Linked DNA regions of Mus musculus: regions 1, 2, 3, 4 and 6 are each linked to region 5. The links are chromatin loops, found by intact Hi-C in ENCODE. Cell type or tissue: heart. All regions are shown on one strand. Region 1 has its middle 59 kb from the start of Clec14a. Region 2 overlaps Gm30687 (a long non-coding RNA gene). Region 3 overlaps Gm30687 (a long non-coding RNA gene). Region 4 has its middle 210 kb from the start of Sec23a. Region 5 holds the start of Sstr1 (somatostatin receptor 1). Region 6 has its middle 65 kb from the start of Clec14a.

The links. A loop is a pair of places that touch in the nucleus more often than their neighbours do. Peaks named below come from ENCODE experiments on the same cell type or tissue, not always from the same donor. Only the 100,000 strongest peaks of a DNase experiment are listed, where the experiment ranks them.
Region 1: it touches region 5 in a loop (2.6-fold over the local background); 4 of 42 quality-filtered maps call a loop at or near these places.
Region 2: it touches region 5 in a loop (2.0-fold over the local background); 3 of 42 quality-filtered maps call a loop at or near these places.
Region 3: a loop joins it to region 5, with 2.7 times the contacts of the local background. A loop is called at or near these places in 3 of 42 quality-filtered maps.
Region 4: a loop joins it to region 5, with 4 times the contacts of the local background. A loop is called at or near these places in 8 of 42 quality-filtered maps.
Region 6: it touches region 5 in a loop (3.0-fold over the local background); 4 of 42 quality-filtered maps call a loop at or near these places.

Annotation. Positions count from the first base shown.
Region 1 is chr12:58,325,372-58,330,371 of GRCm38, forward strand. No RefSeq gene overlaps it. Among named protein-coding and RNA genes, the nearest start is that of Clec14a, 59 kb to the left of the region's middle. In heart, no CTCF peak of the experiment used is centred here; no DNase peak of the experiment used is centred here.
Region 2 is chr12:58,543,986-58,548,985 of GRCm38, forward strand. All of the region lies in intron 1 of Gm30687 (a long non-coding RNA gene), which reads left to right. Among named protein-coding and RNA genes, the nearest start is that of Gm40427, 28 kb to the left of the region's middle. In heart, no CTCF peak of the experiment used is centred here; a DNase peak (open chromatin) is centred at 2,066.
Region 3 is chr12:58,536,392-58,541,391 of GRCm38, forward strand. All of the region lies in intron 1 of Gm30687 (a long non-coding RNA gene), which reads left to right. Among named protein-coding and RNA genes, the nearest start is that of Gm40427, 21 kb to the left of the region's middle. In heart, no CTCF peak of the experiment used is centred here; a DNase peak (open chromatin) is centred at 2,150; H3K4me3 peaks cover 621 bases; H3K27ac peaks cover 977 bases.
Region 4 is chr12:58,799,777-58,804,776 of GRCm38, forward strand. No RefSeq gene overlaps it. Among named protein-coding and RNA genes, the nearest start is that of Sec23a, 210 kb to the right of the region's middle. In heart, a CTCF peak has its summit at 2,853 (motif pointing left); a DNase peak (open chromatin) is centred at 2,855.
Region 5 is chr12:58,209,502-58,214,501 of GRCm38, forward strand. It overlaps Sstr1 (somatostatin receptor 1), which reads left to right and starts at 2,303. Exons shown (of 2, transcript NM_009216.3): 1 at 2,303-2,380; 2 at 2,745-5,000. The coding sequence starts at 3,092. The coding sequence ends at 4,267. In heart, a CTCF peak has its summit at 2,975; no DNase peak of the experiment used is centred here; H3K4me3 peaks cover 2,405 bases; H3K27me3 peaks cover 3,680 bases.
Region 6 is chr12:58,331,895-58,336,894 of GRCm38, forward strand. No RefSeq gene overlaps it. Among named protein-coding and RNA genes, the nearest start is that of Clec14a, 65 kb to the left of the region's middle. In heart, a CTCF peak has its summit at 2,495 (motif pointing left); no DNase peak of the experiment used is centred here.

The DNA of each region.
Region 1 (5,000 bases), 120 kb after region 5:
TGGCTTTGTCTGGCCTCAGTGTGAGAAGATATGCTTCATCCTGTGGAAACTTGATACTCCAGGGAAGAAGGATGCTGGTGGGGGTGAGGTGAGGGTAGGTGGGCAGGTAGGGGAGCACCCTTTCAGAGATGGGGGAGAGGATAAAGAACTTGGGGAGGGGATAACAGGAAGGAGGTAACTTTTGAAATGTAAATAAAGAAAATAATTTATAAAAACCCACTCTAAAAAATATGTGTAAATGTTACTTTAACACACTTTATTTTTTTGATAATAGTTTTCTATGAAAAATTCTTTATTAACTGAAATTATTGTCTTTTAAGAAAAATTACTTTTACAATATTATTGAAGTATAATTGACAAATATAGGTTGTTTCTATTTAAGGTAGGAACAACATTTTTCATTTATACAAAAACACATTGAGAAATGGTTGCTAGAATCAAACAATTAATACTATTATCTTAAAAGATCACCACTTTTTGATCCTCTATCTGTGTGTGTGTATGTATGTAGGGGTACATGTGTGTATGTATGTGCATCTGTATATTTGTCTATGTGTGTGAGTGAGTGTGTGTGTGTATGTCTATGTGAATGTGTGTGTATATGTCTATGTCAGTAAGTGTGTATGTATGTGTCTTTCTGTCTGTGTACCTGACTAAGGAACTACAAATGCCTAAGATCTAGTGTCACCAACCTTCTCATAAGTTCTATGCTAACCATCATCATACTGTTCTGTATTATGTAGATTTCTCTATCACATAGCTGTTTATTAGAATCTTTTGTTAATTTTAAGAGTTGAAAATTTCTTATATAAACCTTCAGTTTTCAATTTGCTGGGTTCTCTCAGACATCTCAAACACATTGTTCACAACTAACAAGTGAAATGTGAGCACATCTGATAAATCAATACATGCATTAGTAAAGCGCCTGCCCGAGCATTAAGAAGTCAATGGGATAGGAAAGAAGTGAATAGTTATAAAAGATGGGAGATGCTGACTTTTTAGGATATTACTTTCTTTAGATCACTTTACTAGATTGTATGAACGACAGTTAATAAATGTGAGAGTTAGTCTTGCTATGGAGAATATGCAGTATAAATGGTGAGATGGAATATCGATATCAAATGCAGTAACTACTGGTGCATTAATTTTGCAGAGATAGAGAACCAAATACAAGGTATATAAACATGGTAAAGTGATGATCTACCACTGGGATACATCTCTGGTCCAAATATAGATACTAATTATTTCATCATAAAATAATCAAACAATATTTATTGAAGACAAAACTAGTACTATGCATGTGTGATAGCTAACACAAGCAATCTGTAATAGTCATGTTAGGAGAGGCAATAAAACGACAGGAATGTTACATGTTTCAGAGAACAAAGCATGCAATTTTAAAATTGCTTAGTTTGTTCAGCTTATATTTAAAAATTCAATAAACTAATAATGCTAAATTTATTTCCCTCAGGAAAGGAAGTTTAAGATCAAAATACAAAAAGATTCATTGTTTGGTAGTACCTACCTTTTTGCCAGAGCCCCACATCAGGATGGGAGAAGAGTGTCTCATTATAACCCTATAAGGACACTAATCTAATTCTTAGTAGTAACAAAATGACTTCCCAAATTCCTTAATTACTAAAGCCACCATATTAGGGATGACATTTCAACATATAAATTTGAGGGGAGACACTGAAGCAATGCATGAATGATGTTTCCTTTAGTAGCAATACACAAGACGAGAACACAGAAGTGGATGCTCACAGTCAGCTATTGGATGGATCACAGGGTCCCCAATGGAGGAGCTAGAGAAAGTACCCAAGGAGCTAAAGGGATCTGCAATCCTATAGGTGGAACAACAATATGAACTAACCAGTACCCCCTCGGAGCTCCTGCCTCTAGCTGCATATGAATCAGAAGATGGCCTAGTCGGCCATCAGTGGAAAGAGAGAACCATTGGTCATGCAAACTTTATATCCCTCAGTACAGGGGAATGACAGGGCCAGGAAGTGGGAGTGGGTGGGTGGGTGGGTGAGTGGGTGGAGGAGTGTGTGGGGTACTTTTGGGACAGCATTGGAAATGTAAATGAAATAAATACCAAAAAAAAGAAATTATGTTTAAAATTTAAAAAGAAGACTAGAAAATGGACAGTAACATAGATGTCTGCATCATATAATAATGGATCAACTGCAGCCTTTAAAATGTACAGAAGCAGGAAATAAAAGTGTTTTAGATTAGATGTTACAAAATCTAATATCTAATGCTACAATAAATGGAAATGAAGAAAGCTGGAGAAATATTCTAACTATGACTAAGAAAAAGGTAGTAGAAAGTGACTGTCATGAATCAATGCACAGGTTTGTATTGCAAGTTAAGAATTTTGGGCAATATGTTGCAATGGAGCATGACTAAATTACCAAAGAGAAGAACAAATTAGATAAAACTTTGTTCTGAAAAAGTGAACCTGTCTATAACATAAAAAATGAATTGTGTTGGAAGGGTAGGAGAAGGCATGTTGACAGTGCTGACTGGAAAGACTAGGGAATTTTCTCAGTACTTAGTTTCCATAAAATATAAACAACGTGGTTCAAGGTGAGCATTTATACATGTTCACTGAATGTAAGTTTTATTTCAATACAAAAATAAAGACCAATTTTTATAAGTGTGTATATAATTGAGAAAACAAACAATGATTCTTTTTCCTTTGTTTCTCATATTAAATCTAAGTGGCTGCCTTCTAAAGATATCCTGAATCCAGCCCTCTTCCTTCTCTCTATTGTTATCAATTCCTTTTAATTACAGATCAGTGCTATTAGTTACCTAGAGCATTATAGTGCCTGCCTAATGGTCTTTTGTTTTCTATTCCTGGCTCCCCCCCTCCCCCATGCTTTCTTTGTATAACAACCAAATTCAGACCTATTACAATAGATTATGTCATTCCAACTGAAACTTTGTTGAGGTCACCCTCATACTATTATGGCCTGATTCTAACCAAGATCCCTGTAAGCAGACTTTTCTCTCTCCACAAGCTTATTCATACTTTTCCATGTCCCAGACACACTATCTTTGCTTTTCCTTAGAATGCAAACTCATTCTCCATCCAGGGCTTTTGAGTGAGCTCCTCTTACCCTGGCTGGGTGTTACCCTGTGATGGTTTCTATACTCTCTCTTATCACATAAATCTCTATTTAAATACCACCCCACTAGAAATAGCTATTTCTCACACACAAAAAAAGAAAGACATAAAAATAGATTACTTAAATAATACAAAGGACCATTCTGATTATTGATAGCCTGGGAACTGAAATAATATAAGATATTATGTCTGGAAGGCCATTCCAAAGTCTTAATAGGTCATCCTCCATCATTCATGATTATCATAGTTCCTAGGAATCACTATGTGCAAAGGAAGTATGGAGTTGAAGTAAAGAGTATCTGACTTCCTCATTTTATCTCCTCCCTGCTGTTTAACCATCCACATCACTTAGCTCCAATGAATGTCGGTCCATGTTAAAATGGAGATAAGTAGAGTGATTGGAGCTAACTTAACAGTATGTTTTGGAGATACGGTCTCATATAATCGAGGATGCTTTTAATTTACCATGTACCTTCTCAAGATGACTTTGAACTCCTGATCCTCCTGTTTTAATTTTATGAAATCTGGTTTTACAAGGATATACTACCACACTCAGTTTCTATAGTCTGGGGGCTCAAAATAGGCCTTCCTATATGCTAAGCAAGCACTCTATGAACTGAGATATGTTTCTAAGCAAACAGTTATTTTTTTTTGGCTTTTGTTGTTTTTTTTTTCTTTTTAAAGATGTGTTTATTATTATATCTAAGTACACTGTAGCTGTCTTCAGATGCACCCAGAGAGAGTGTTATATCTTATTATGGATGGTTGTGAGCCACCATGTGTTTGCTGGGATTTGAACTCAGGACCTTCGGGAGAGCAGTCAGTGCTCTTGACCACTGAGCCATGGCTCCAGCCGGCAAGCAGCTGTTTTTAATTTAAGTGTAATAAAGTGTATTAAATGTTAGCTATTGTGCTAATGCACTAATGAACAAATGAATGAGCTGAGGTATCAACATGTTTTAGGGCAGTAAGGATGTTCAGCTCACATAGGTAACAAATGAGAATTTTTGTCTATGTCGAGAAAATCATTCATACAAATATCCATGGCATTGGCTAGCCTTCTTGCTGTTAGGTAGTGCATGTCAGAGATTTGGATATGATGCTGCTATCAGATTCAGTTTGGTCATCCAAATCATCTTGAAGAGAGTTTCATTAAGCACAGCTTATACTTGTTCACCAGAGTCTAAGAGATTTCAATTGCTGAACTAACTTGCTTTCGACAAGCCGCAAACCATCGTAGGAACTCAAAGACAGTAAAAAGGAAACAGACCTCGTTCTTACCCTTGTCTCCATCTGTAGAATGAAGTTAATGAGACGTTTCGGGTTGCCAGAAGGCAATCTCTGTCAAATTGCTTTGGGTATAAGTAGGAAATTGCAACACTTTTTTTCTTAAATGTGTGTCACATTTATGCATTTTGAGTCTGTGCTGGTTCACAGGTTATGTGGGAAACTTCTGTAGGTTTGCAGTTATTCTGACAAATCCAGGCATCTCTTGTAGCCATGCTGATGGCCCCTAAGCAAAAGATCTGAGGACTTTGCCCATTGCCCCTGGCATGATTCTCACAGTTGTCCTGGATTGTTTGTAATCTATACAAGCGGAGGTATACTTAGAGAAAGGGAGACATGTGTCTCCCAGATGGTGCTTGGGGGAAGTCAAATGGTTCATTACGTGGAAACAGAGTGGCTCAGTTTCTGATGCTCAGTCTTCTGTGTTGGCTCATTCATCCAAAGGATATTTTCTAAGGAAGTCCTATCAACATTAACTAGCATCACTTCTAATTTCATGTCCATAGTATATTTGATCAAGAAACTCTTTTCTTGTTCGATAATTTTCTCATTATATGTTGATTGACTCTTGCCTTAT
Region 2 (5,000 bases), 330 kb after region 5:
AAGATACAGTGAGTTCAGACTAAGGCTGCATCATAAAGAGAGGAGAGAGGAGCACAAAACTAGAAACTTAGGTAAAGTAACTCTGGTTTTCAGGAGTCAGACCATCTCTACAGAATCTAGCTGTGCTCTGCCATCTCATTTTAAAGTACACCTTGGCTATGTAGGGCACATTTAGTGAACCATGGCTAAGATAGTAAATAAATCATATTGTGAGACCTTTGTTAAATTAAATATATAACCCATAATGACAAAAATGTGGGAGATGAGCAAGAAGGAAAGACAGCTATCATAATCCATACAAATTAAATGTTAATGTTTATTGATCACAAGAGTCTTGTAAAATATTGAGAGATTATTATTCATTGACTAAGAGATGAGAAAGAATCAATGGCTCAATTTTTACAAAGCCAGCTCTTTGCACAATGAGGAACTTGTTCATTGATACAGCTACCTAAAACTTAAATGGCTAATAAATAACAAGTCAATGGAGTCCTAATGTATTAAATAGACAACTGATACATAATGCATGGATTAAAGAAGTTCATGTGTAGAATTCACTTTAAAATGTTATAGCAAATCATGTAGGTAGGAGGTAACTGAAGCAAGAATAGCAAAATATCAAGACTTGTTTACAGTAGATTATCAGTACTCAGAGATTCATTACAAAATTTACATTGACATGTAACAGAAGTTAAGTACTTAATCAAAATGAATAAATTATCTCAAGAAATAATCAAAATAATCAGACCTTTTATATGCTCTCATTGACAATAAATATCTACATGAATACTTTCATGGTGAGTTGAATGTTGGTTTTCAAGAATCATTCTAAGATTCTGACTATGGAACAGAAGTTAGAAATCCTATGGGAAAAAAAATCCCAATGGTCCAACGGCTGGAACTAGAGGAGTGTCACAAGTTAGAGGTCTGGCCTGACTACACAGCGAGTCCAAGCTACAGAGTAAGACACACAAACACAGAGAACAGAGGATGGGGAGAGACAAAAACAACAAAGTAACTTAGAAAAGACAGTCCCTACCCACCTCTTTCACTGCTGACAGATTTTGCCTGCCCACATTTCACGCCTCCTCCTTGTCACATCTCTGGCTTGCTACCTTTTTGTGTTCTCTGGATCCCCTATTCCACTGTGGGGATTTGGACGCTGTCAAGGTCAATTTTTGCACAACAGCAACTTGCACAGTAAGCCATGTAGCTAAGAAACCAATAGCTGTCAGTTGTCAACTGACAACTTTCTCAACATGAAACCTTCACATATAAAAATAGATCACTCTTTGAGCATAGAATCAAAACATTTACCTTCCGTATAAATATTCCATGAAATTGACTACCAGTTAATTATGAGTCAATCTCTAAATAAGATACAATTTCTGACATATATACTTGAGAAGATCTTGAAGAAGCTGACCTGTAACAATCTAAATATATAAGTAGATCAAAGTGGTTCACTGGACATTTATATTCCTAGGCATGGGGATCATATTACACTTCTTCTGAGTCTTTTTCTGCTTGGATGTCATCATATAATACTGGTCCGTAACAGTAAAGCATTTCATTGTCAGATGAAAACACTTAAGAATTCTCCTTTCCCACAAGCATGGCCACCATCCATGTTTAAGTGGCAGCTATATTTGTCCAAAGCACTTCTGTTCTGAAGACATTTGTCACAACATGGTGAGCAAAGAAATTTGAAATACATATTTATGATGTGTTCCCCTTGGACAGAGACCCTATGACTATGTGGTAGAAGAGCTCTCCCAAGGTTGGATAATGAAACTTTCTTGGTATAATAAAGAATTTAATCCAATGAGTTTGGGTTATTCTAAAGGGATATTTTGCTAGGTGATCTTCACCTAATTAGTTGAGTCCATCAGCACAAGACACAGTAACAGAAACAGTGACACCTGTTCCTCTAAAGAAGTCGCTATTCATCGGAGTCACTGTTTATAGGGACAGGAGTTTCTAGCCTCTAACCTTAGTACCTAGCTGTCTAGCCAGAACATGGGCACTGCCACCACTCTGCTGTGAGGCAATTGCTGCCAACAGTTAATGAGCTTGGAATGAATCCAAAGCCCCGGCTGAGATCACAGTCCATGCCAATATTTTTATTTTCAGATTAAGGAGACCCAGAATAGATTTCCTGGTGAACTCACAACAGAATTCTACATACAGAAACTGAAGGTTCATAAATTTCATTCTTTCTTCTTTTTTTTCAATTTTTTATTAGATATTTTCTTCATTTACATTTCAAATGTTATCCTGAAAGTCCCCTATACCCTCCTCCATGCCCTCTTTCTTCTATTTACTTTACATCCGACTCACTACCCTCCTCCTTCCAGTTACCTCCTCCCACAATCCTTGCTGCCAATCCTCTTCCCCTTCTTGTCTGAGTGGGTGGGGACTCTCTAGGTATCCCCCATACCCTGGTACATCAAGTCTCTGTGGGGTTAGATACATCCTTTCCCACTGAGGCCAGACAAGGCAGCTCAGCTAGAAGAACATATCCAACAGACAAGTAAAAGCTTTTGAGATAGTCCCTACTTTTGAAATATTGGGTTCAGGACCACATGCAGACCAAGCTGCACATCTACAACATATTTTCAGGAAGGCTTAGGTCCAGCCTGTGAATGCTCCTTCTTTGGTAATTCAGTCTCTAATAGCACCAAGTGTCCAGGTTTCTTGAGTCTGCTGCTCTTCCTTTGGAATACCCATCCCCTTCGGGATCCATAATCCTACCCCATATTCTTCTATAACAGTTCCCTAGCTCCATTTTACTGTTTCACTTTGGGTGTCTGCATCTCTCTAAGTCAGATGCTGGGTAGATCCTAGCAGATGACAAACATGATAGACTTCTGATACTCTGTTATGCTTGCAAAAAGGAGTCAAACATAATTGTATTTTTTAATGTGTTTTAATTGAAAGAAAATTACACCACTTTCCCTCTTTCTTTCAACGCTCAAGACCCTAACTACTGTCCCTCAGGCCCTTCCCATGTCCCGCAACTAACAAGAGGATAGACATGTTTTCTTTGACTATTATTATTAAAAACACACATATGTTGGGTAGGTGTGTGTATGCACACACAAATATACATAAATGCAAACTGCTGAGTCTGTTTTTTTGTTGTTTGTGTATATATGACTTCAGAGATGATCACTTTGCATTGGACAACTGATGAGGGGGCTTATCCCTGGGACAGCCTAGTTCTCCTCCAAGTGATTAGTTGCCTATAGTTCTTTGTCTAGAGATGGGACCATACAAAAATTTTCCCCTTGCACATTAACATGTCCATTGACATTTCCATTGTTCAAGTTGTTTATGCAGTCATTTTAAGAGAGATTGTTTTACAGCAGACTTCCTGGTATTCTGGCTCTTAAAATCTTTCCAGTTCCTCTTCCAAGATATTCCCTGACCCATAGATTCAAGAGTGGTGGTGTAGATACATCCATTAGGGCTAGACTGCCTGGATTCCATTTATCTCTGTATTGTGTCCAGTTGTGATTTTCCATGATATTTTCCATTTGCTTTATGGAAAGACTTCTTTGATGAGGGAGTTAACCACACTTCTCGTAAAGAAAGTTAAACCACTTGTGCTGATCCAAACAAGAACCACTGACTAACAAAAATCTCAGTACCAGGCATGAGAAACCTCCTCTTGAATGGTTGCCCAGAGTAAGTCAAGTGACTCTCAAAACAGTGCAAATTAGTGTTTCTCAATCTGTAGACTGAGACCTCTTTGGGTCAAATGACCCCTCCACAGGGGTCATCTAAAACTACCAAAAAACACAGACTTTTACATTATAATTCATAACAAAATTACAGTTATGAAGTAGCAATGAAAATAATTTTATTGTTGGGGGCTACCAACACATGAGAAACTGTTATTAAAGGGGTCACAGCATTAGGAATGATGAGAACTACTGATTTATATATTTATACCTTGGCTGCCACTCAAGGTTTAAGGGTGGCTACCTATTGCTGAAGACAGAACACACAAAATATAGGACTTGGAAGATGAGAGCTGGATTTGACTTGAAAGCCTCTTTTCCATAGTCTAGCATCTTTGGGTCAAGAAAATACTGTGTAAGCTGCCAAAGAAGGGAAGCAATTAAATAGTCCTACTCAGCTGCAGCACCTATGAACCATGACAAATAACCAGCCTAGCAAAATACACGTAGGTACAATAAGTGGCACTCTCATGTTGGTAGCAACCAATAGACATCTAATTGGACTTAAGGCCCACTTAACAGAATGGAAATTATGCTTGGTACTGAAAACATAACCAAGGATGGTGAAGCTAAAGACTTCCAAAATATTCTACTACCACAACTTTACTAGACCAGCATAATTCCTTACTATATTCTAAATCTTATTCTTAAAAATATTCACTCAAGCTTTTAAGTTTATGATGATTTGTCATCACAAGAGAAAGCCCAATACAGTGCAATGGAAACTATGTTGACTGATGAAATTGGTAAATTAATAATTTTGTGATTATTACAGTTCTAGAAACATTTAAAAAGCAGGAAAATCAGATTATAACTAACACATCTATACAGCAGAGTGCCATTTAGCTAGTAAAAGGAAAAAGGGATTTTAGAAAAGAAAACTAGAACTACTTGTGATCCAGCAATCCAGCTTCTGTTATATATTCAAAGGAAATGCTATAAGGGTATGCTCATTATACCACTGCTCACGAGAGCCATAGTATACAGATCAAGTGTCTGCTGGTGAGTCAATGAAAAAGAAAATGTGCCATACATGCGTAATAGAATACTACCTATCTTTTAAAAAGAAGGAAATTCAAACACGTGCATCAACATAGACAAGCCTGGAGATGGAACTCTAAAATAAAATAAGCCCAACCAAAACAAGAGCTGTGTGCTAAATGATTCCACATAGACTTGGGATCTAAGGACATTGAATGTAAAGATGATTGGTGGCCAGGGATTGTCAGAGATGGGAAGGGCTGGGAATATAGA
Region 3 (5,000 bases), 330 kb after region 5:
GTGCTGGTTATTGGCACAGGACTGCTAATGAATCATAGCTTCAGTGTCTAGGAAACCTTTTCACGGATGCAGCCCCAGGATGGAGCATCCTAGAAGTACAACCATAGCAAATGAGGTCAGCGGGCACAATGGAAAGGATGTTGACAGAGCTGACAAAAGGCGATGGCAGAATGTTCCCTCTCAGCCTAAATGAGCCCTATAGAAGGATGATTTATTACCAGAAGACAGAGGGAAATGATTAGCCTTAATGAAGTGCCTCATAGTTTATGCAAATTGAATCTGATTCACTAGTGATCTTGGATTCAAAATTCTCAGTGACTTCTAGCTAATCAACGTTAATCACAGACAAGCCTAAGGGGCCTTTCATCCGAAGCCTTGAAGACGGCCTGGCTTTATGGTGAGGTGATGGGATGGTAGAGCACACACACACACACACACACACACACACACACACACCCTCAGGATGAAGAAGTCTGAAGTCTTCTGTTGAGCCTATTTGAAGTCTTCCCTCCATCTCTTTTTTTCTCATTCTCAGTTACTAGGAGGAAAGTAACTATAAGTTCCCACTTCCAAAGACGAAAATCAGCAAAAAAAAGATTCATTGTGGAATTCAGTTCCGGAATCTAAGCTATTTTTTTAAAAGGCTTTCTGTGTGTTAAATGTAAAATTCTTTTTTTTAATTAATTTATATTTTACACTCCATATTCCATCCCCTGCTCCCCCAATCCACCCTCCGACAGCTCCACATCCCACACCTCCTCCCCACCACTCCTGTCTCCACGTGGATGCCCCCAGCCCCCACCCCACCTGACCTCTAAACTCCCTGGGGCCTCCAGTCTCTTGAGGGTTAAGAGTATCATCTCTGATTGGACACAGACTCGGCAGTCCTCTACTGTATGTGTTGGGGGCCTCATATCAGCTGGTGTATGCTGTCTGTTTGGTGGTCCAGTATCTGAGAGATCTCGGGGATCCAGATTAATTGAGGCTGCTGGTCATCCTACAGGATCACCCTTCTCCTCAGCTTCTTTCTGCCTTCCCCCATTCAACAACAGAGTTCAGCTGCTTCTGTCCATTGGTTGGGTGCAAATATCTGCATGTGACTCTCTCAGCTGCTTGTTGGGTCTTTCAGAGGGAACTCATGATAGGTCCCTTTTTGTAAGTATTCCATAACCTCAGGCCTTGGGACCTCCCCTTGAGCTGGATCCCACTTTGAGCCTATCGCTGGACCTTTTTCTTCTCAGGCTCCTCTCCATTTCCATCCCTTTAATTATTTTAGACAGAAACAATTATGGGTCAGATGTGTGACTGTGGGATGGCACCCCATCCCTCACCTGATGTCCTGTCTTCCTGCTGGAGGTGGGCTCTCTAAGTTCCCTCTCCCTGCTCTCAGGCATTTCATCTAAGGTCCCACCAGTTGATCCCTGCGAGTCTCTCACCTCCCAGGTCTCTGGTGCATTCTGGAGGGTCGTCCCCCCCCCGTCCCCCCCCCCCCCCCCCCCCGCAACCTCCTCTTTCCTGAGGTTGTCTGTTTCCATTCTTTCTGTTGGCCCTCGGGGCTTAATCATCAAGGCACTAAAGCAAAGAGCACACTTCCCAGACAGGCACACTCTGCTCAGGGTTAGCATGCTTAGAGCCGAGGCTGATATTCACAGCCAGAAGGTGAGGAAATGGAGAACGAGAGGCAGAGAATTCCTTTTCAGACAATTTTACCACACTCGATTTTTGTTTTTAAGGCTGATATTAATCCATAATGAAAGTGGTTATAGGGTAAGTAATCAGACGACTATTCTCCAATGGCTGAGGCCACAGTAGCTGTAAAATCCCACACTAGGATGCTCTCAGAACTCTCACTTAAACACTATCTGCACACCACATTGCAGCTCTCTGAAAGTACAAGCAGACCTGTCAGTCTTCTGGGACCAGTATCTTATCCAGCCTCAAAAGCAATTTATCAGCTGCAGGCACGGGAAACCTCCTCCATGAGTTAAGGCTTGCATTGTGTTCCGTAGTCTCTCAGCCCTGCTGCTATTAGAACGTGCTTCCGTTGAGTACATTCCACTTCCTGGTTTTATTGCTGACTCATCAAATAATAACTAATTTTAAGTCTCCTTTGCCAAGATGGCTTATTTTTAAGGAAGAGAAAGCTAGTGTGTCTGCCAATCAAAGCAGTCACACTGCATAGTGTCAAAGGAAGTTTTTTTTAGGAGGAACTTAACTTCAGCTGCCAGGAAGTCTGGTCCACAGAGAAATCCAGGCAAGCACTGCCAAGTTCCTCCAGTCTACACCTGAACTCTCGGCCTTACCAGTCCTGTAACATGAGGGTCTCTGAATGAAGGCTTTTAAGGTTCTGTGTAAGAAACTACATATTTCATCTGGTCAACAAATTAAAGAAAGCCACTTCTTACCTGATGCTGCTATCATCTCAGGAAATTACATTTTAAATAAACAAAACAGAAACCACTCCTTTTTTATTGAAGTTAGAGCATGATGAGTTTACCATATTCATTTTGGGTTTTTGTTTTGTTTTATTTCAAATTGTTAGAAATTTTCTACAGCAAAGTGCTCTGGAGACCAAGAACAACTGTTTTTCCAGTGCCTCAAGGAGTAAAATAAAGAGGCATATATGGGAAACCAGAGTGTGATCTTCTGTGGCAGGCTGCCTGTGGCCTCTCCAGTCAATGGACCAGACACAATCTGTGGCCGCAGTGTCTGTGCCCAGGACTGTCCAGACTCTACCTCAGGGATCCCTCTTCAGTTGCACATGGATACTGAATTTTCATAAGTGTAATACTTACTTATTCTATTCCAAACTGAAAATGAATTTTGAGTGGAAACTTCCACTTACCAGTATATATTCAGGAATAAGAGGCCATGCTATGTCATTTCTCAAAGTGTATAACCTGTAATAAAATGCCAGTGTTCTCTCAAGGCAACCTAAGTTTCCTCTAAAGACACTTTCATCTTCCTAGTGCTGCTGTTCCTTGCTGTTAGACCTCAAAAAACCTGCCTGCTGCTGTGTGGCAGAGGTGGCCCCAGTTCTTGTGCTGGGCACCACAGGGTCAGGGAAGTACAATTCATCTGTGCTAGTCCTTTGGACAAACAGTTCTAAAACTCACTTACCTCACTTCAAAGCGCCTCACCTAACAGGCAGTCCAGTGTAAAGAAAATTCTGGAATGTTAGTTTCTTTAAAAAAAAAGAAACCCACAGAAATATTAAAATAATGCACTTTCATTTTAATCCCACATGCAGGGATATGAGGCTGCTTCAGACTGTCTGCAGCAGCTGACTATGATTTGCCTCGTGCTTTGGCAGAGACATGGGTTTGTCAGCTGTAGATGGATTCGGCAGTTGTGTAACATTTAGAATTCTGGGAACTTTTCAGAGGGTATATAAATTCTAGGACCCTGAGAAGTTGGTGGGTAGTTGTTGATTATTTAGGGAGGTTGGTTGTTGTGGGAAATATTAAAAAGCACAGCCAGTTCCTGTGCTACTCCCAGTGGCAGTCTCACCACCTCTGTCTCTAGTCTAGCCCCAGCAGTGGTCTTCCCAGCTCTAGGTCACTTGTCTCAGTGCCGCCCGTACCTTCTCAGCCATAAATCCCCTATGGTCAGAGGTCCCACATTCTAGTAACCCAGTAAAACAAAACTCTAGAAGCTTATAATTAATCAGTCAGATTTATATATCAATAAAGTCTTAATATACAGATGCTCACACAATAAATTCAGGACCAATTGATAATGATACAAGCTGCCCACCTAGATTAGGCAAGTTACCCTAATTGTTCCATCCCTATATGATATTATATCTACCTATATGATATATATCTATCTATTTAAAGCCACACTGAATCTGAATCATCCTGTTCATCCTCCATCTTGTTTCCTTCTCCCTTCTCCTGTGTCACCCCCTGTCTCCAAAACTCTTAGTTCTGCCTCCCTTTCCCTGTCCAATCACAGGCTTCCGGCTGCACTAATGTTTAAATTAATTGGACAGGGAAAATCCTGCTACAAAAGAGTGGGAAAAAGAGGAACCCACAAAGTAGCAAGAACCACTATAGAAGAGTAAACTGTGACTTAGGTACACATTTAACATATAATTTGTGAGCTTTCAACAGAGATAAGTGATAAGAAATCAGTATCGACTTCATTAAAAGAATATAAGATGGTCCAGAAGATGGGCAGGATAGCAAAACTGAAAATAAGGAAACCAAGCTGAGCAGCACATGTTTTAACCCCAGCCCTCAGGAGCCTGAGGCAGGATTGCAGCAACTTTGAGGTCAGTATTATTGAAACCCTGTCAAAAAGAAAAATGAAAACTAAATATCATTCCTCTCCTAGTTTTTGTGTCAAGTACTTATTATTCTAAGGACTTTTCATGCTACTATCTCTGAAATTATATAAATATTTTCACATATAAATTAATTTGTAAGGAAACTAAATTTTAAAGAATTTGCTAGACTGGTGAACTTCATGCAATGAACATAGTAAAACAGAGGCTCAAACCCTAGTTTTGCCTGATTCCATAAACCCAAAATCAAAGCCAAACAGAAAAGTATAAAGGTTCTCCCACAAAAGACTATGCTGTGGTGTTCTTAAAGCTAAACTTAGAGCAGTGAGAAAAGACTAGTTAATGTTTGACCTACGTACCAGAAAAAAGATGGAATGGCAGTAATGGATGATTGATGGAAATGTCCAGCTCTACTACTTCTTCTTCTTCTTCTTCTTCTTCTTCTTCTTCTTCTTCTTCTTCTTCTTCTTCTTCTTCTTCTTCTTTTCTCCTGTCCCTTTCCCCCTACCCCCCTCCCCCCTTCCTCCCTTCCCCCTTCCCGTTTCCCCCTTCTTCCCCCTTCCATCCCCCTTCCACCTTCTTCCCCCTTCCCCCCTCTTCCCTGTTCCCTCTTTCCCCTTCTTCCCCCTTCCCCCTTCTTCTTCTTCTTCTTCTTCTTCTTCTTCTTCTTCTTCTTCTTCTTCTTCTTCCTCTTCATCTTCCTCTTCATCTT
Region 4 (5,000 bases), 590 kb after region 5:
AGAGCACTGCCTGCTCTTCCAAAAGTCCTGAGGTCAAATCCCAGCAACTACATGGTGTCTCACAACCATCTGTAATGAGATCTGATGCCTTCTTCTGGTGTATCTAAAGACAGCTACAGTATACTTACATATAATAATAAATAAATCTTTGAGCCAGAGCAAGTTGGGCCATATCGAGCAGAGGTCCTGAATTCAATTCCCAGCAACCACATGATAGCTCACAACCATCTGCACAGCTACAGTGTGCAGTAAATAAATAAATAAATAAATAAATAAATAAATAAATCTGAAGAAGGAGGAGGAAGAGGAGGAAAGAAATTGAGGAGTGCTGCTCTTTGGCTCCCCATAGTTTACTCTGCTTTCTGTTTTCTACAACTTATAGGGGCCAGGTCCTCAAATAGAAATCATTAATCAATACAATTCCCTACTGACTTTCAGTCAGGCAATTGGATGGAGATATTTTCTCCATTGAAGTTCCTTTTTCCAGATAAATCTAGCTTGTATCAAGTTGAAAGAAGAAGAAGAAGAAGAAGAAGAAGAAGAAGAAGAAGAAGAAGAAGAAGAAGAAGAAGAAGAAGGAGAAGGAGAAGGAGAAGGAGAAGGAGAAGGAGAAGGAGAAGGAGAAGGAGAAGGAGAAGGAGAAGGAGAAGGAGAAGGAGAAGGAGAAGGAGAAGGAGAAGGAGAAGGAGAAGGAGAAGGAGAAGGAGAAGGAGAAGGAGAAGGAGAAGAACCAGCTAGGATAGGCACAGTTTTCTGAGGATCCTGGGCTAGATCGATAACCAAGTATTATTGCACATTTTGGGTTGTTTCTCATATATGCTGCAGGCAGCTGTCTTGCTCATATGCTCACCATTACAATTACTGTCTCTCAAACATGTTTAATGCCATTGCTTCTTTCTGCACTCTTGCTTGCCTATTCAAACCCAATCATTTCTCATTCTTTCTTCCCTTTCCCACCCTCCAAAACAAAACAAAAACCAAAAAAAAAAAATCTCAATTGTGAAGTAGATGGACACACATTTAAAGACATAAGCACACATTTGAACATAGCCAAAAATAAACATTGATAATACTCTAGAAGCTACAACATGCCCAGTTCTGATGTAAGTTCCACTTCCCAGGAAAGAGAAGTTATTTCTTCAGGTAACTGACAAAGTCCATCAGTGCTTCATCAAAGTAACAGGTGCCTTGGAACTGTCCCCTCCTGACACTCTGCAGGGGCTGTCACTTACACTTAAACCCAAAATAAGGCCACAAATTTTACACAACTTAGAGCCAAAAGATTCCCCCATACATTCCATCTCTTTTGTCTAGAAAACAGCAAAACTACCAACCACCATAAGAAAAGGAAATGAAAGTTGCTTCTCACAGCAGAAGGTGCCTTAGATTTCAGTGTCTCCCTTGGGAACACACACCAATACAGGGAAGATTTAGAGCAACAGGTAACTGTCCAAATAGCAGCTTCAAGATGGATAACCCTGCCCAGATCTGCAATCAACTGACTCCTCCTCCTGAGAAGTACTTCTTTTTCCACTTTATCAGCAAAGTGTTTACAACATCATCACCAAGCCCAACTCCTGGGGTAGACTGACAGGTATTGATTTACCTTCCTGAGGACCACAGGCTTCAGTGAATCATACTTATTGGAAACTGAACTTTAAATACTCATAGCTCTAGAAATAAACTGTGAGGTTCAGACTGATTCTTTCTTTCTAGGCGATGGTGATTTACAAATGTCCACCAATTTTGACAATCAGGACATGAAGAGTGAAGAAGGTCTCTCTATCTTACCTTTCCCATGTTTGTCAAAAGAAATTCTCCCTCCCCTCCCCCACCCCTCTTTATGTGTTCCTGTGGTGAGAGAAAGTGAATGTGTGTGAGAGAATATATGTGTATAAGAAAGTGTGTGGGTGAGTGAATGTGCGTGAGAGAACATGTATATGAGAAAGAGTGTGTGTGTAAATGTGTGAGTGTGTGAATGCATATGTGTGCATGTGTGTGTGCATGTGTGTGAGCGAGTGTGTGTACATAAGAGAGTATTTGAGAAAATGTGAGTAAATGTATCTGAGAGAGAGAGAGAGAGAGAGAGAGAGAGAGAGTGTGTGTGTGTGTGTAAGGACAGGGAGTAGCCAACTGGAGCCACTGAAATACAAGGCAATGGGACCTGAACCGTCTGGGAAGTATCTGTGCTGATGGTTTCATCTAATGAATGTATCATATGTTGGCCACGTGTCCTAAGCCACAGCATAAGCTCCACTAACCATCGGCCTTTCTCGTTTTTATTGTGCAATTCTACTCTAGAAATTCAAGCTTACATTTTGGGGTAATAGAAAGCAAGATCACCAAACTTTGTATATCATCTTTGTCAAACCATTGCTCCTTTTTAACTGCTTTAGGAATTCTTCCATATCTCTGTCCTTATGTTCCTGGTCACTGCAAGCTCATTTCAAATGTGACTTCTCCAGGGAAATCGTATGGGTTCCCCAGGTCACAACAGAACCATCAACATCATTGTTGGCGTACACTTGGGAAACACGCCCCTTGTGTCTTTATTTCCCAGTGGTCTGCAGGGAGGATTTTCCCTTCGAGAGTGACGTTTCTACCGTGTGGCAATTATAAGCGACCAGTGAATTTTTATTAAATAATGTTTTTCATTTTTGCTCTGTTGCCCCAATCTTCTGATGGGAGGACTTCAAACTCATGACATTTCATGAGAGACTATAACTTTCCAGTAAAATTCTGTGCTTGCAGAATTGTGAGCTCTTACAGCAGCATTCAAAGCTCTGCCAACTGTTCCAGAGCATGTGACAAGACTGGGTTATGTCCTGGAAGTACAGCGCCCCCTGCTGGTAAGGTTTTCAGCAAGCACAGCTGTGGTGCCTACAGGGCAAAGAGCCCCTTTGTGTAGAAACCTTAATGCTTCTAACTCCCACACCTTGCTAGGCACCAGATCACCGCGTAGTCATAACTATTTACAGACGATCACATGTGAAAAATATTAACTTTCATTTTACAGTCCATGAAGATCAGATGGAATACCAGCCAGGCAATAATCTGGTATATCTGTGTCATTGGGAGGTGTTTGTTTGTTTGTTTGTTTGGGTTTTTTTTTAATATGGAGCACTGAGATGTTTGAAATTTTTGCTTCACTTTCATTAGGTTCATAACTTAAGGTATCATGCCACTAATTTTCATAAACACCCCATAACTATAGCGGAAAATATAGAACCTTAATTCCTGCAGGGTTTCCTGATCCTACATAAAGCAAAGAGCTTCAAACAAGTTATGTCACCATCTTCCATCTTACAAAATTATAAAAAAAAAAAACTCATTTACTCACCTAAACATAATAATATATTATGTTAAAACAGCATGGCACTGTGTGCCTGTATGCCTTTGCGTACAGGTAGATGGTTATGCATACATATAGGTGGTATGTCTCTAATGTTATGAATAACATATTTCATATTCATGTAACTACAAGACAAAAAGTCAAGTTTCTCCTAGCTATAAGGAACCTTATAATATTTAGTAAATAACATGTGGCGTCTGCAGGCACAAAATGAGATGCTTGGCCAACGTGGGGAACTGTGACTGAAAACTGAGAAGCAGCCATGTCTGGAGAAACTGATCAGAATCTCACTCTTAAGGAGAGTTTGGAGTGTGTCACAGTTTCATATCCTTATCCTGGACCACTTCTAGCCATCCAGAGCAGCCATTCCTTGACCACTTCTGTGTTGAAACTAACATCTTGTGAGAGGAGATGGAAATCTTTTTGGAATCTATTAACTTATTGGACCATTGGCTTCCACCAACCCAAAAGCTAAGAATGTCATGAGATAGCAAAGATCTGTGGCAAAGCTTCCCCTATCTCTCCGCCTTTCAGATGTTCCCACCAGGGTATTTTAAACTTGCCCTGACTCACGCCTCTGTTCTGTAAACTTTAAAACATCATGAAACAAACTGCTTCCACACTGGAACGTGGAATTTGAGGTAACCTAAATCTGCCTTCCTGGACCGCGGTCCCTCAAAGTGGCTCCAGAATAAACTCTTCTCTTACTCCATTTAAGAGACGAGTTGTGGGTTTTACAGCGACAGGAATAATCAAAATGCTAATGATTTTCTTGAGTGGATGGCCAATTTTTAAGCTACTCCTAGTTCAATTTTTGTATCATTTATCTGGTTTCTATTTTTTTTTTTAAATAACCACGAACTACATGGTAATGGGAAAAGAAAAAAAAAAAAAAAAAACGAAGAACAAAAATGTCATAGATAGTGTTGCCAAGGGAAACGGACATAGATAAGTCCTAAACTCAAAATTAAAACTATCCTGCCTTGCAAGTAAAAGGGGTGCCTTCGGATGCAAATGTCACAGAGAGAAGCCTATTCCCAGTTGCCAATTACAGGAAGAAACATGCTGAGCCCTAAGGCTGTCCTCCCTGGAGCCACAGCTCCGGTTGTCTCTCCCAGACAGGCCCTGTGAGTAATGGTTCAGCCTCATTAACCTGGCAATTAATGATTAAGCCTATCTGCTCTTCATTAGGAAGCCAGTGGAGTCTGTCCCACTGTTGTCCAGGAAATGGGACTTAACTGAATGGCTCCTTGAACTGTTCCCCACCCCACCCCCAAAATAAAAAACGGAAGCAACGCGGAGACCCTTGAGTACCCTAATGGTGCTCAAGGAAGGGGGAAATCGGCCCTAAGCATTTGGCAAAGAAAGCCCAGCAATTTTCTTTTTAATTATTGAGATAAAAGAGTGAGCTTGATTTCATTTAGCTGTTCAAATAGAAATCTATTTAAATATTTAAACAGAAAAGCCTTCCTGATCTATCATCCTGCCCTCCTGTAACAGCTACGGCCTTTCCACGGAGGTAAATTTTATAGCGGATTTGGTTTGGGAAACTTCTATTTTATGGGTTCGAAATTGATTTCCAGAGCCTTGAGTGGAGGAAAACACACACGCAGTTGTGTGTTTGCTCTGGGGGGTAAGTCCACACTGT
Region 5 (5,000 bases):
ACTACTCAATATGAACTGAACCAAGTAACCGTTGCCCTTGGAGTTTTCAAACTGTCTTCTAAGTTCACCAATAGCATATTGTCAGTAATATTTTACTGATTGATGTACCATATTTTTGTTCACACATTCATCAACTGGTAGAAATTTGGGTTGTTTCTTTTCTTTATCTTCTCCCACCCCGATACCTGATTTCAGTTTTGAGGGGCAAAGGACAGAGGTGGAGATACTGGGTCACAGAGTTTGTGAAAGATCAAACTCGCTTGTAAAAGTAGGCCTTGTGATGGATGCTATGTCTACCAGCATGTATGAGTGATCAAGTGTTTCAAATGAGTGATCCTTGTTTACATTTATATTTTTTTCCTTTAAAAAAATTATAGCTGTCCTATTGTCAAGCTCTTTTATGAATAAATAGTCCATCATTAGAACCTCTTCACAATCAGGAACAGACACACTTGTCTGCTTTCCTTCATTCGTATGTAAAGTCGTAACTTAGTTGAAAGAAGTTTTTTCTTCTAAGATGAGTTGCAGAGTGAATTTAATGAAATTCTGACAACAAAGCTGCCTTTCATAAACTCCCACCCCCACCAATGATCAAACCCCAACCACCATGATCAAAGCCAATGCCTCTAAATAGTGACCTTTGAAAAACCAGCCCAGAAATGCAGCCAGGTGCCTTAAATCAGTGGTTGGCAAAGGCACTGAAATCTCATCAAGGGTTGGCTAGGAAAATATTCCTCTCAGAAAAATCTCAGTTTTGTTTTGTTTTTACCCCAATATACATTCCCTGCCTCCTCTATGTATGCTGTATTATTTATTTGCTATTTATTTATTTATTTTTATTTACTTATTTATTTATTTATTTATTGAAACATAACTCCCTCCCCTCCATTTCACATTCCACTTCAGGTAAGGTGGTTTGTTTAGGTAAAGCAATGCATTCCACAGCCCCAGTCCTATCAAATCTCCCCTTCTACTCAAACATTTTTTTCTCATGAATAATTCAGTGTCTGTTGTACGCACTCCGAGGGAGTCTGTGGTCATTGATTGCGATCTGACTGCTCTGCCGTCATGGACAGTACACGTGATTATTTCTCTCCAAGCACTGCTTCGTTTGAGAGACTGGAGCACCCATGTGTAGGCGGTTGCTGAGAGTAAACAACAAGCCATTAAGGTATAAGCGTTTTGCTTTTGATGCGGTGTCCAGATTTGCACATTCTAGATTGTCCGGTATGAACAGCTTCTGTAATTCTAGTTCCCAATGTGCCCCTCTTGGTGGAGATGTGAGAGGGAGACTGAGGAAGATAAGCAGTTGCAAGCAGCAAAGCTCGAGTGAGCACTGGACTGCAGCAGGCCAGTCTTCCTGGCCATGCTTCAGGCTAAGACTTGCAGGGATTTCCTGGAAGGAAACAGCATTCATGAAACGGAATAGGTGATTGAATCCTTTGACAGAAAGTGACTGTAAGGCCAAAGAGTCCCTAAGTTCGGAGTCCTGGGAACTCCAGGGTCCCTTAAATATCAACATCCATTCTTTCTCAAACAAAAGCCTGCAGTTCCTAGACTAGGGATGGGAATTGTAGGTTGAGGAGCTTTGGACCTGGGATCTTAATATCCATATCTTAATGGTTTCGGCACTTGGGACACAGAGGGGTCATACCTCAAGGCCCTAGTTTTCCTTAGGGTTCCATGGAGGAAAGCTTGAATGCCTTGCCACTGATCCCAGGCTTCCATCAGTTGCTCAGCCAGCCACTCATAGATTAAGAGTTGGCACACCTGCCTGTTCAGGCCTTGGCGCTCTCCACTTCCATCCCCCCACCCCGCCAACTCTCCAGGGTACAAAGTACAGCCTGGACGCGCGGGCACAGCTGTTCCAAGCCGCGCAGCCTAATCTTTCCCTAGTGAACACCTACATGGATTTCCAATACGGCGCCAGGCAGGTTCCTGGGGCAGTGCCAGCCTCATCCTGAGCTCTCTGCCCCTCATCCTGATTTCTGCTGTTGATATTCCTAGGGGAGGTGGATGGGGCTCAGAGAACTACATGCTTTGTTAGAGAGTCGCAATGGTTCACTCAGTTCCCCTGAACACTCCCTGCTGCAGAGTGGAGGGCTACGGATGTTGTAACTCAGCATCCCTTAACACACCACTGTGGTCCTTCGTGCTCATACCGCTATTGGCTTAGGTCTAGTTTCCACCGCTTAGTGTTTGCGTGGGCACTTGTGCAGCGGCCAGCCCCAAAGGCAGTTGGACCTTGCAAAGAACGTCAGAGCGCCGCCAGACCTTACAAGCACTTTGCAAGGGCCATCTGGAGACATCATTGACTTGGGGATCTGAAGGCCTGAAATCTCCAGGTACAGGTTTAAAGAACTGGCAAGCAGGAAAGGAGGTAGGTGTTCAGGGTCCTGTCCTGGAGAGTGGCTTAGGGACAGGTGGAGTCGCCCCCATCACCAGAAGAGAGCAGCAGCAGAAAGAAATGAAGAACTCCAGACATAAATGTCTGGGGTTTGCTTCAGTCTTTACTTAGAGTAGGAGTCGGGTGGAAAGGGGCAGAATCTACATTCTTGACTGGCACCTACCCATTTGAAATGTAGAGAAACTCCTCAGGTCTGTCCTAGGAATGCCTGAAGATGCTGTGAGAGAAATCTGAAGCAATCTTTGAGTTGAGCTTAGAGGGGACTAGAAATGGGGGGGAGCGATGACGGTGGGGGAATAAACCACCTATGTGCCCCCCCCCGCCTGCTTTTTCGTAGCTGCTGACGCGATGGTGCCGCTTATTAATCATTCATCAGTCCAGAGCCTTTCCACTTAATGGATGTGCCGCGCTGGGCTCTAGCCTCTTGGCCTCTCCTCTCCACTCTCCAGTGTGCCCAGGACCCCCGGAGCTGCAAGAGAGACAGCGCTCAAGCAAGCTGCCGCTGGGTGATGCTCCCGGCGGCCTCAGTCGGAGCCGCGCTCGCCACAGCTGCTGCGCTCTGCCGGGTGGCGCCAGGCGGCGGTGAGCTGTGAGCTTGGAGCCTTGAGCCTAGGGAGGGCGCAGACAGCAAGGGCGCAAGGTGAGCGCCCCAGCCGGCAGCCGCACCGGCCCACTTCAGCTGGGATGTTCCCCAATGGCACCGCCTCCTCTCCCTCCTCTTCTCCAAGCCCCAGCCCAGGCAGCTGCGGGGAAGGAGCCTGCAGCAGGGGTCCGGGGTCCGGCGCTGCGGACGGCATGGAAGAGCCTGGACGAAACGCTTCCCAGAATGGGACCTTAAGCGAGGGACAGGGTAGCGCCATTCTCATCTCTTTCATCTACTCCGTGGTATGCTTGGTGGGACTGTGTGGGAACTCTATGGTCATCTATGTGATCCTGCGCTACGCCAAGATGAAGACCGCTACCAACATCTACATTCTAAACCTGGCTATTGCTGATGAGCTGCTCATGCTCAGCGTGCCCTTTCTGGTCACTTCCACGCTGTTGCGCCACTGGCCCTTCGGCGCGCTACTTTGCCGCCTGGTGCTCAGCGTGGATGCGGTCAACATGTTCACCAGCATCTACTGTCTGACTGTGCTTAGTGTGGACCGCTATGTGGCTGTGGTGCACCCGATCAAGGCAGCGCGCTACCGTCGGCCCACTGTGGCCAAAGTAGTGAACCTGGGCGTGTGGGTCCTGTCATTACTGGTTATCTTGCCCATCGTGGTCTTCTCACGCACCGCAGCCAACAGCGATGGCACGGTAGCCTGCAACATGCTCATGCCCGAGCCCGCCCAGCGCTGGTTGGTGGGCTTCGTCTTATACACATTTCTCATGGGCTTCCTGCTGCCTGTCGGGGCCATTTGCCTGTGTTATGTGCTCATCATTGCCAAGATGCGCATGGTGGCCCTCAAGGCTGGCTGGCAGCAGCGCAAGCGCTCAGAGCGCAAGATCACTCTAATGGTGATGATGGTGGTGATGGTTTTTGTCATCTGCTGGATGCCTTTCTACGTGGTACAGCTGGTCAACGTGTTCGCCGAGCAAGACGACGCCACCGTGAGCCAGTTGTCTGTCATCCTGGGCTATGCCAACAGCTGTGCCAACCCCATCCTCTACGGCTTCCTGTCGGACAACTTCAAGCGCTCTTTCCAGCGCATCCTGTGCCTCAGCTGGATGGATAACGCTGCGGAGGAACCAGTCGACTACTATGCCACTGCCCTGAAGAGTCGAGCCTACAGCGTGGAGGACTTCCAGCCCGAGAATCTGGAGTCTGGAGGCGTTTTCCGTAATGGCACCTGCGCTTCCAGGATCAGCACGCTTTGAGGCCGGGCACTGCCGGGAGGGGGGGAGTGGTCAGAAAGATGGAGCTGGGAAGCGGGTGGGAGGGAATGGTAACCCGACACCAGGTGCTGAAGTCATAGTGCATGACAGCGATGCAGCGCGCCTGGTTAGCTGGACCAAAGAAAGCTGTGTGACTAAGGTAAAAGGGAGAGATTTATGGATTAACTGTGACTGCTTTCGGGGCATCTGGTAGTCTGAGCAACTCTGTTCTCCAAACCCGATAATTTGCATCCTCCCTCCCAGTTCTACTAGTACAAACTGCAAACTTAATGTCGCCAACTCATTTCTGCTTCTTTAAGCTGAGCCAAGGTTACCATCATGTGTTTCCTTTGGGCTGAGTCCGTCCCCCCCCCCCCCCCCCCGCCCCTGCGCTGAACCCTGTTCCGCTGCGCAGGTCAGCGGGCCAGACTCTTTTCAGAGTGGCTACAAGACAGTCCCTAATCACCGCTCTCCTTTCGCAGAGCCTTACTGTCAAGGAAGCCCAGCTCGAGGATGTCTAGGCAACTTGTCTTTTCTACTCTCAGAGAAGGAAGGCACATTTTCCCTTGGGCCCTTCCTCTGCTCCACTCCATCCCGAGCAGAGCTAGGCGCTTAAGAAAAAGTTCTGTGCCCTGATCTCCAGTCTTGGTATAGTACCACACATATGCTTCTTTGGAGCAAAAAAAAAAAAAAAAAGGAGCTAAGAGGGAGCAGAAGGGCAAGTTTGTAAGATTCC
Region 6 (5,000 bases), 120 kb after region 5:
AGTAAGTCAGAGTCCTCAGACATTGAAGAGCTTAGGCACTTCCTTGATCAACCAGTAAAGGAATAATATATCTTGCCTTCATACACACCTCAGGAGACCTAAATACAGACACTATTTGCCACGTGGGTTCTGATTTTCTTCAGAGACTGTGCTATGTTGCCTTTAGTGTTGGGTCCTAAACTGTCTTTTGAGCCTACACTATGTCATTGCCCCTCTGTCTGTCTGTCTGTCTGTCTGTCTGTCCATGGCATTAATAAGGCTTCGAACAAACTCCTCAGCCTCCAGTTTAAAAAATATAACTACAAGGACATACTGGATTAAGAGCGACAAAAACAACAAGACTGGGGAGTCCAGGAAATGGAGAGTCAGAGATCAGGTCAGCCTGTGGTTGTCTTCACAGCCTATCTCCTCCAGGCCCACAATAGCACTCATCTTCCTATGTTTTCCACAGATGTCATGTGTTTCTGCACTATATTCTAAAACTGGAGAGCTACCTTATGACTGAATGACAATCATCAAATATAAGGAAGGTGATTTGGGAAAACACTTTCATCTAAAAAGCCATTTGCTGCTTTCCTGAAAGTAAAATTTCACACAGCTTGATTTTACAATAAAATTCCCATTGATAACCTCCATCACATATTATAGTCCTTATCTTGTTTGAAAACCATTTATTTTAATAGCACTGCTTAACAAGGAACCTGTCATCTTAACACATGTTAATAATAATAGTTTTTGTTAACTACATATATAATATTGTGAAGGAGACCTGCAAGTCACTCCTCTTTTCCCTACTGTCCCAGCCCCTCATAATGCATCCTACTCTGATTATGTAGTGTGGATTACTTCGTACCCTGCACACTAGTGAAGAGTATCTTTCACTGGACATCATATGGACAATTTGGATTATCGTGGCCTGTACAGTAGTGAAATCACATGGCATTTGTTTCCCTTTAACAGGTTTACTTCTCTTAGCACAGCATCCTGTGGGTTCAATTCTGTTTGTTTGTTTTTTGTTTTTGCTTTTTTAAAAGATATTTTCTTCATTTACATTTCAAATACTATCTGGAAAGTCCCCTATACCCTTTCCCACCCTGCTCCCCTACCCACCCACTTCTGCTTCCTGGCCCTGTCGTTCCCCTGTACTGGGGCATATGATCTTTGTCAAGGGCCTTTCCTCCCATTGATGGCCAACTAAGCCATCCTCTACTACATATGCAACTAGAGACACAAGCTCTGGGGGGCGGGGGGAGGTGTTACTGGTTAGTTCATATTGTTGTTCCTCCTATAGGGTTGCAGACCCCTTTAGCTCCTGGGGTACTTTCTCTAGCTCCTTCATTAGGGGCCCTGTGTTCCATCCAATAGATGACAGTGAGCATCCACTTCTGTATTTGCCAGGCACTGGCTTAGCCTCACAAGAGAGAGCTATATCAGGGTCCTGTCAGCAAAATCTTGCTGGCATATGCAATAGTGTCTGGGTTTGGTGGTTGTATGTGGGATGGTTCCCCGGGTGGGGCAGTCTCTGGATGGTCCTTCCTTCCATCTCAGCTCTAAACTTTGTCTCTGTAACTCTTTCCATGGGTATTTTGTTCCCCCTTCTAAGAAGGATCGAAGTATCCACACTTTGGTCTTCCTTCTTTTTGAGTTTCATATGTTTTGCAAATTGTATCTTGGGTATTCTAAGTTTCTGGGCTAATACCCACTTAACAGTGAGTGCATATCATGTGTGTTCTTTTGTTATTGGGTTATCTCACTCAGGATGATATTCTCTAGATCCATCCATTTGCCTAAGAATTTCATAAATTAATTGTTTTTAATTGCTGAGTAGTACTCCATTGTGTAAATCTACCACATTTTCTGTATCCATTCCTCTGTTGAGGGATTCCTTTCTTTTTTAGGCAAGTGGCACTCCATTTTATTTCACTTTTTTTCCATATTATATTTCACATGTTCTTTAGTCTTTCATCTGTTAATGGGCACCTGGGTGGTTTTTTTATATCAGCTATTATGCACAATGTTTCAGAGAATTTGGGAGCTATACAATTACATCTAAATGTAAATTGCTTTGGGTCAATTACCCAAAGTAGGAATTCTGGGTCATACAGTGATAAGGTTTCTAAGGCTTTTCCATATTATTTACCACAGCAGCTTCACTATTTTGCATTGTTTCAAAGAATACGCATTCTCTTAGGGTTTCCATTGCTGTTAAGAGACACCATGACCAAGGCAACTTTTAAAAAAGACAACATTTAATTGGACCTGGCTCACAGTTTCAGAGTTTTAGTCCATTATCAGCATGGTGGGAAGCATGACAGCATCCAGGCAGACATGGTGCTGGAGAAGGAGCTGAGAGTTTTTTATCTTAATTGTAAGGCAGCCAGAAGGAGACTGACATCAGCAGGCAGCCAGGAGGAGGGTATCAAAGCTCACCCTCACAGTAACACACTTCCTCCAATCAGGTCACACCTCCTAATAGTGCCACCTCCTGGCCAAGCTTATTCAAACCACCATATTCCACACTCTGGCCCCCATAGGCTTGTTCAAACACCTGAATCTATGGGGCCATTCATAGCCATAGCATAATGCAAAATACATTTAGTCCAACTTCAAAAGTTCCCATAGTCTATTACAGTCTCAGCAATGTTAAAAGTCCAAAGTTCAAAGTCTCTGCTGAAATTTATCCAATCACTTAATTGTCAAAAAGCAGACCACATACTTCCAACGTCACAGGATATACATTACCATTACAAACAAACATTATAGTGGGTAAATGCTAAATCAAAGCAAGACCAAAAGCCAGCTGGGAAAACTCCAAATTCTGCATCTCCATGACTGATGTCAAAGGGCTCTTCAGATCACCACCTCTTTTCTGTTTTGTTACTGCCGCACAATTATTTCTCTTTGGGTCATTCCACTCCATGATAGCAGATTTCCTCAGCAGATATCCTACAGCTCTAGCATCCTCAACATCCATGGGGCTCCAAGGCAACTGCAAAGTTACAGCTTCTTGCTCCAATGTCTGGAATCCATCCACACGTGATCTTCTGGGCTCCTCCAAAGGGCTTAGGTCACATCTCCAGCTCTTCCCTCTGAAGTACTTCAGGGTCTGGTAAATTCACTTCATTGCTACTGATGTTCTTAGTGGCCATTCCATGGTACTGACAAATCCAGTATCCTGCAGTCCTTTGTTGCAACTAGGTTTTGCCAATAGCCTCTCATAGGCTTCCTTCATGGTGTGAGGCTCAACTTCTTTGCATGATCCCTTCAGACCTGTGCCGTCAACTTCAACTGAGGCTTCACCTTCACCAAGTGCCTCTCATGGTGCCAAGCTCCAGCTGTTCTCCATGATTTCTTCATGCCTTCAAAACCAGTACCACCTGGGTGAGTCTTATACATTACAAAATCCAGCTGGAGCATGATATACAACCTTGGCTCTCTCTGGAACACAGCTCTTTGTGCTCTCAGAAAACACTTCCCAGAAGATTTCAACTCTGTGATGCTGGTCTCCTCTTAATCACTGCTAATTTCTTAGCTCCAGATAACTTGCATCAATTGTCCCAGTAATAATCCCTACTACTCATGACTCTAAAGCCAGAGGCACATAGCTAAATCTTCCAAGTTCTGCTGCTTGATAGAGCTGGAATATGGCCACCTTTTTCTACTACATTATCACCAGCTTTCTGCTTTCCAACTTCTTCACAGCCTAAGCTTGGTTGCCCTGGAACTTGCTCTGTAGATTGACTTTGAACTCAGCAATCTGCATGGATCTGTCTCCTGAATGCTGGAATTGATTGTGTGTTCCACCATGCCTGGACTTAAGCTTTTCTTTACCTGGAATCAGGCTGGCTCTGAACTCAGAGATCTCCTTATATCTATATCTTGAGAATAAGGTGTGTACCACCATGCCTGGATTGTAGTTCATTCCACATTAAAAGTCCAAATGAAAACAATAACCAAGTAATAATACCTAACATGATAGAACTATGCCTTGTTCAAACGCAAAAGCATGAACAATACACTTAACTGAAGGACAACTTGGCTCAAGGTCACCACTTCCGTAATCTTGAATGTAGGATTCAACTCCATTCTACTTCCTGGTTCCCCTTTATAATACTTGAACCATAAACTTTGTATTTTTCCTTTCTAAGCTTGCTACACTTGATCAAAATGCTCTTCATGAGAGTATACAAGAAGACAAAGTCTGTGCTGGGTTTTTCTGAGACTTCCTTTGTCAGTGCAAAGGAAGTTAATAAAAATCTCTTTACCTTAGCCTCAGGTGGACTCTTCAGACAGGACAAAAAGCAGCCAAATTCTTCACCAAAATATTACAGGAACAGTCTCTAGGCCATACACTAAAATTCTTCTCCTCAGAAAAACCTCTTGAGCTAGGGACCCACCGTTCAAAACAGGCTCAGGAACACTGTCTTCCATGCTTCTATTAGTGTGCCCCATTGTTAAGCCCCACTTAAAGCATTCCACTGCTTTACAAAGTCCCAGAATCCACATTCCTTCAGACAAAAGCATAGTCAAGCCTATCATAGCAATACCCCAGTCCCTAGTCTCTCTTAGTTAGGGTTTCCATTACTCTGAAGAGACACCATGACCATGGCAACTTTTATAAGGAAACATTTAATTGGTGTTAGCTTAAAGTTTCAGAGGTTTAGTCTGTCATCGTCAGGGCAGGAAGCATGGCAACATCCAGACAGACAGGCTTCTGGAGAAGGAGCTGAGAGTTCTACGTCTTAATCCCTAGGCAGCCAGAGTACATATGATGCATGTCCTTCCGAGTCTGTGTTACCTCTCTCGGGATGACATTTTCTAGTTGCATCCATTTGTCTGCAAAACTCATGGTGCCCTGGGTTTTGATAACTGAATATTATTCCATGGTGTAAATGAATCACAGTTTTTTGTATTCATTCTTCAGTTATGGCACATTTGAGTTCTTTTCAGTTTCTGGCTATTATGAATAAGGCTGCTATGAACATGCTTCATATGTCCAA